Regions from separate parts of the Homo sapiens genome. Here region 1 is linked to region 2. A link is a loop called in an ENCODE intact Hi-C map of the cell type or tissue named here. Cell type or tissue: Calu3. All regions are shown on one strand. Links, peaks and the distances in the headings refer to the core of each region. The heading gives the core; the rest is flanking DNA. Region 1 overlaps PTPN1 (protein tyrosine phosphatase non-receptor type 1). Region 2 has its middle 39 kb from the start of PTPN1.

Region 1 (2,913 bases), core at 306-2,805, 70 kb before region 2:
GCCACAACTACAACTATATAGGAACCAAAATCCATATACCTATTGCTAGAAACAGATCCGGGGCCACTATTATTACATGAATAACTTAGGCCTTATAAACAACTATTGCAGAGATAATATCCTTTAAAGACATTACACAATTGGCTATACACTCTTCCTCCAAAGCTCATGAAATGACAACATCTAAGTTAGGTTAAGAGGAAAACAAAGCTTTCCCTAGGACCTGCAAAAATCAGGATGAACAAAGAACTTTAGGAACATTAAATCTAGTCAGATTTTCATGCAACAGCAGTACATAAACTCGGGGAAAAAAATCACTATTAGAATGTGTCTTTCCTACTGTGCTAAAAATCAATCTTCGCAAGATTACTCAAAGCAAACCATATAAAATTTCACTAAGATACATTCATCTTGTGCTCTTGTTTAAGAAGACAAGATAGCTAGAAGGCCAGAATTGTAAAACTCTTTTAAAGTAACTGGTTTTACCCAATCCCCTAGGTATATTAAGGCAATATGATGCCAAAGCCAAGTTTTAAGGATCACCTTCAGAGTGAAGACCACATTGTACTTGCAGCCAATTTTTGTCCTTGCATTTCAAGTTATGCCAAGTGTTGATGGGTCAGGTAGTAATGTCATGGTCCCTGTCCTCAATGAGTTCCCACTGTGGCCACAAATAGTGTTGAGTAGAAAGTACTGATCAGAGGGGAAGTCTATTCTACAGGAAGAAGGGAAAAACATCAAGGTTGGCTAGTAAAAACGAGAGTAGCAAATTTAGGAGTAATTGCAGAGCAGTCACATCTGGTGCAAAGGAAAGAGGAAGCTTCCAGGCACCACTGACCTGCTACCTCTCCTTGCCGACTTTGGTTGGCCTCAATGGGTGGTAATAAATCATACAGCTATGTCCAAGCTGCTTCCCCTAGTCTGTTCCGGCACTGTTGCTTCAAAGGAAACCTCAGCAATGAGGGCCAGGGTGGAGAAGGGACGGCCATTCTGAGGCTAGAGCAACCTCAGAAGCCTGCTGCTTGTGTCACTCTGCAGGTTCTTGCCATCACACAAAAGGTCAGAAAGGAGAGAGGAAGCTCACGCCATACTACGATGACCTGCGACCGGGTCTGGTTTGCCCAGGCTCTTAGAAAGGAACATGGGACACATGTACAACTGTTAAACATCTTGCCACTGTTCACCAAGCCTGGAGAGGCTTCCCAGAAGAGATGACAGAAGAGCTGTCCCGTACATCTCAAAGGAGCCGACACTCGTAGGTCTAGCTTGGTCATCAGCACAGCACAATTATGCAGACATTGGGCTCTCCATAAGGATTTACTGAATGAGTGTGCCAAACCGGTCAGAAAGAACCAAGGTGAAAGCAGTGGATTTGGATTGAGAAAATAGACATAGCATGATGATGACGATGGCAAACAAAATAAGAACCGCATAAGAAAGTACCAGTGACCAAGTCAACTTTGAGAACTTTCTCTGTTCTCTCCCTTGACCTCCTTAACAGAAGGCTCATGGGGCATTTTCTAGCAGTGAGTAATTTCCTGCTGATATCCAGGGAATGCTGGGTGTTGAGAGAAACATTTCTCGGAAGAATGTGCCTCTTCACCTCTACTTCTCCTGCAGGTCGCACTGTTTTCTGATGTGGTACATTCCTGAGACGGAATGTAGTACATTCTATCTGACACAGAATCTAGGCTCCCCACAGCCTCCTTGCAAACTAGGGACTGAGCAGGTGGATGGCTAGGATATCAAGAAGGTTTTCACATGGAGCCCTGAAACAAGCCAGATAGAGACCTAGTATAATCCACAGCATTCCCAGTGGCAGGAGGACCCAATCAAGACACAACAGAACTCTCTGTGCAAACACTATTCAGGCAGGGGTGGCAAGCACTGTCTTCCCAGCTCCCTGTGCCTCGAAGAGCTCACCATGATGATTAGCTCCCTAGAGGCTGGACTCTTGAGTACTTGGCAGGCTGATGGGCACCTCTGCTGAACCCTGGACGGTAGCAGCTTATTTCCTGGATATTTTGCCTTTCTACCTGAGTCCAAAGTATAGGTGGTACTTGCTCCTCCAATCCCTGAGTGACATGGTTTGTAGTTTTGCCCCCTCCAAATCTCACGTTGAAATGTGATCCCCAATGTTAAAAATGGACCTAGTAGGAGGTGTCTGGGTCACGGGGCCAGATCCTTCATGAACGGCTTGATGCCGTCCTCATGGTAATGAGTTATCACTCTATGAGTTCATGTAAGAGCTGGTTGTTTAAAAAAGCCTGGCACCACCCCCTTCTCTCTCATAATTTTTCTGTTAAGTTTAAATGTATGTTTTTAAAATTTTTAATAAGGCTGGGCACAGTGGCTCACGCCTGTAATCCCAGCACTTTGGGAGGCTGAGGCGGGCAGATCACGAGGTCAGGAGTTCAAGACCAGCCTGACCAACATGGAGAAACCCTGTCTCTACTAAAAATACAAAAAATTAGCTGGGCGTGGTGGCGCATGCCTGTAATCCCAGCTACTTGGGAGACTGAGGCAGGAGAATCACTTGAACCTGGGAGGCGGAGGTTGCAGTGAGCCGAGATCACGCCATTGCACTCCAGCCTGGGCAACAAGAGCGAAACTCTGTCTCGAAAAAAAAATTTTTTTTTAATAAATGAAGTTTAAAAAAGTGAGAGGAAGTGAAAGAAACAGACGACAGGCAAAGAAGATCAAACATACACATAACAGGCTGAGTTCCTGAAGAAGGAAACCCAAGCAATGTACCAGACGAAAAACGGAAAACTCTAATTCAAGATTTTCCTGAAATTAAAAAAAAAAGATTTAAAACTACATATTGAAAGAGCACATGGATTTTTGAGGGAGAACAACCCAAAACAGCCAACACCAAGACATGGTTGCATAAATGATGAGACTTTGAATTAA
Region 2 (2,913 bases), core at 213-2,712:
TTAAACCAGTGCAATGGTGGGGGCGGGGTGGTGGTAGGAAATGGTATCTCATTTCTCTTTTTATACATGCAATTGAGCTTTTTTTTTTTTAGTCGGAGTTTCACTCTTGTTGCCCAGGCAGGAGTGCAATGGTGTGACCTTGGCTCACTGGAACCTCCGCCTCCCGGGTTCAAGCGACTCTCCTGCCTCAGCCTCCCAAGTAGCTGGGATTACAAGCATGCACCACTACACCTGGCTAATTTTGTATTTTTAGTAGAGACAGGGCTTCTCTATGTTGGTCAGGCTGGTCTTGAACTCCCAACCTCGGGTGATCCGCCCTCCTCGGCCTCCCAAAGTGCTGGCGTGAGCCACTGTGCCTGGCCAAAACTGAGCATCTTTTGGTATGCTTAAGAGCCATTTGCTTTTTCCTCTTTTTGATCTTTTTTTGACCATTTTCCCACTGATTTGTTGGTCTTTTCTTTTCTTTTGAGACAGGATCTCGCTCTGATGCCCAGGCTGGAGTGCAGTGGCATGATCATGGCTCACTGCAGCCTCAACTTCTTGGGCTCAAGTGATTCTCCCACCTCAGCCTCCCCAGTACCTGGGACTATAGGCATGCATCACCATGCCTGGCCAATTTTTGTATTTTTTGTAGAGATGGGGTTTTGCCATTTTGCCAGGCTATTCTCGAACTCCTGGGCTCAAGCAATCCACCCACCTAGGCCTCCCAAAGTGCTCGGATTACAGGTGTGAGCTACCGCGCCTGACCTAAAACATTTGTTAATTTGCCCTTCTTCTCTCACCCTCTAAGATGTTAGCTCCTTGAGGGCAGGGACCACACACATCTTGTTCACCATTGTATTCCCAGCAGCTTCCACAGTGCCTTGCACACAGGAGGTGTTCATGGTGGACATCTGTAGTTGTTTACACCTTCTTTTTTTTTTTTTTTTGAGGTGGAGTTTTGCTCTTGTTACCCAGGCTGGAGTGCAATGGCGCAATCTCAGCTCACTGCAACCTCCGCCTCCTGGGCTCAAGTGATTCTCCTGACTCAGCCTCCTGAGTAGCTGGGATTACAGGTGCGCACCACCATGCCCAGCTAATTTTGTATTTTTAGTAGGAACAGGGTTTCACCATGTTGGCCAGGCTGGTCTTGAACTCCTGGCTTCAAGTGATCCACCCACCTTGGCCTCCCAAAGTGCTGGGATTACAGGCGTGAGCCACCGCGCCTGGCTGCTTCTAGAAAATTTTTATGCCTATGCGAGTATATTTATATGTATATGCCAACATATTGTTTCACTTTTCATTTACAAAAATGATTCTACTATGCATTCTGTTCTGTCCCTTCACTTTTTCATTTAGTAATATCCTCAATCAATGACTCAGAGGAAAATGGATGAGGGATATGTACACACAAGTACACAGAAAAGGAAATACAAATAGCTCATAAACATGTGAAAGGATGTTCAACTTCCTTTATAATAAGAAAAATGCAAATTAAAAGTACACAGAGATCATTTCTCGCCTATCAGATTGGCAAAAATCCAAAAGTCTGATAACACACTGTGTTGGCAAGCCTGCAGGCAAAAAAAAGCACTTTTGTACCTTGATGGTGGAGGTGGAAATTGGCACAGTCCTATGGAGGACAATTTGACCATATCTGTTGAAATGACAAATATATATACCCTTTGACGCAGCAGCCACAGATTCTGAAAATGTATCCATCAGATATTCTTGCTCAAGTGCAAAATGACATATATCTGGGATCATGTTTAGAGCAGAGGTTTATTGTCTATCTCCCTCATTAGAAGGGAGGACCTATGAGGGCAGGAACCTTGTTGGTCTTGCTCCCCCATGACTGCCCCAGCTCCTAGCACTGTCTTTGAACATAGTAGATGTCACAAAGACACCCCTCACTCAATATCTACATGCTCCTCTACCTTTCCCAGCCTTCCTTGCAGTAAGGTTGAAAGTACATGGCTCATTTATGCCCAATGGGATATGCAAAAGTGATGGAAGCTACTTTCAGGTCTGGCCGTTGAAAAATTCCATGTTACCTTCTAGCTCTCTCTTTGCCTACAGTGTTCATCTCTAAGACTTCCTTTTCCAGATAAAGAAGGTGAGGTAGGAGATCAGTAGGACTTATTTTCCAAGCACAAATCACAGCCCTGCTGATCAAAACAGGATGCAGTAAAGAAACTCGCTGAAACAAGCAGATGGTGACAAAAGTGACCTCTAGTTGCCCTCACTGCTCATAGCATAAAGACACTCCCACCAGCACCAGGACAGTCTGCAAATGCCATGGCAATGACCTGGAAGTTACCTTATATAGTTCTGGGAACCCTCTGCCACTTTTCTAGAAAATTCTGAATAACCCGCCCCTTCATTAGCATATAATTAAGAGTGGGTATAAATATCGGTAGCCCTGGTCTGCAAGGACTACTGCTCTGGGCTGTGGTCTTTGCTGCTGTTCTGGGCTGCTCTGCCTATGGAGTAGCCCTGCTCTGTCTACGGAGCAGCCCCTCTGCTGCACACTGCTGCTCTAATAAACTTGCTTTCTTTCACTGTTGGCTCACTCTTGAATTCTTTCCTGAGTGAAGCCAAGAACCCTCCCAGGCTGAGCCCTGATTTTGGGATTCACCTGCATCAGCCTGTTCCAGATGGAGAAAAGTACTCAATTTGTATCATAATGCAAAAGCAAGAAATGAACCTTTGCTGTATTAAGTCACTGCAACGCTGGCTTTGTCCCTGCAGTATAGCCTATTTTATTCTGACTAAAGTACTGTAGTAGGTGCTCAATAAATACTTGTTGAATAAATGTAAGCTGTAATGATCATTCTTGTGCCCTGGATGAGCTACCATGTTGCTGGGTACATATTTAATACTTTGGTAGATAGCACAAACTGTCCTCCAGAAAGTTTGCATCATTTTTTTTGT

The links. A loop is a pair of places that touch in the nucleus more often than their neighbours do. Peaks named below come from ENCODE experiments on the same cell type or tissue, not always from the same donor. Only the 100,000 strongest peaks of a DNase experiment are listed, where the experiment ranks them.
Region 1: a loop joins it to region 2, with 2.6 times the contacts of the local background. A loop is called at or near these places in 2 of 110 quality-filtered maps.

Annotation. Positions count from the first base shown.
Region 1 is chr20:50,539,780-50,542,692 of GRCh38, reverse strand. All of the region lies in intron 1 of PTPN1 (protein tyrosine phosphatase non-receptor type 1), which reads right to left. Among named protein-coding and RNA genes, the nearest start is that of PTPN1, 31 kb to the right of the region's middle. RefSeq lists enhancers at 642-691, 611-1,111, 1,112-1,612, 959-2,158. In Calu3, for the core only: no CTCF peak of the experiment used is centred there; DNase peaks (open chromatin) are centred at 1,052 and 1,612.
Region 2 is chr20:50,469,981-50,472,893 of GRCh38, reverse strand. No RefSeq gene overlaps it. Among named protein-coding and RNA genes, the nearest start is that of PTPN1, 39 kb to the left of the region's middle. In Calu3, for the core only: no CTCF peak of the experiment used is centred there; DNase peaks (open chromatin) are centred at 1,563 and 2,253.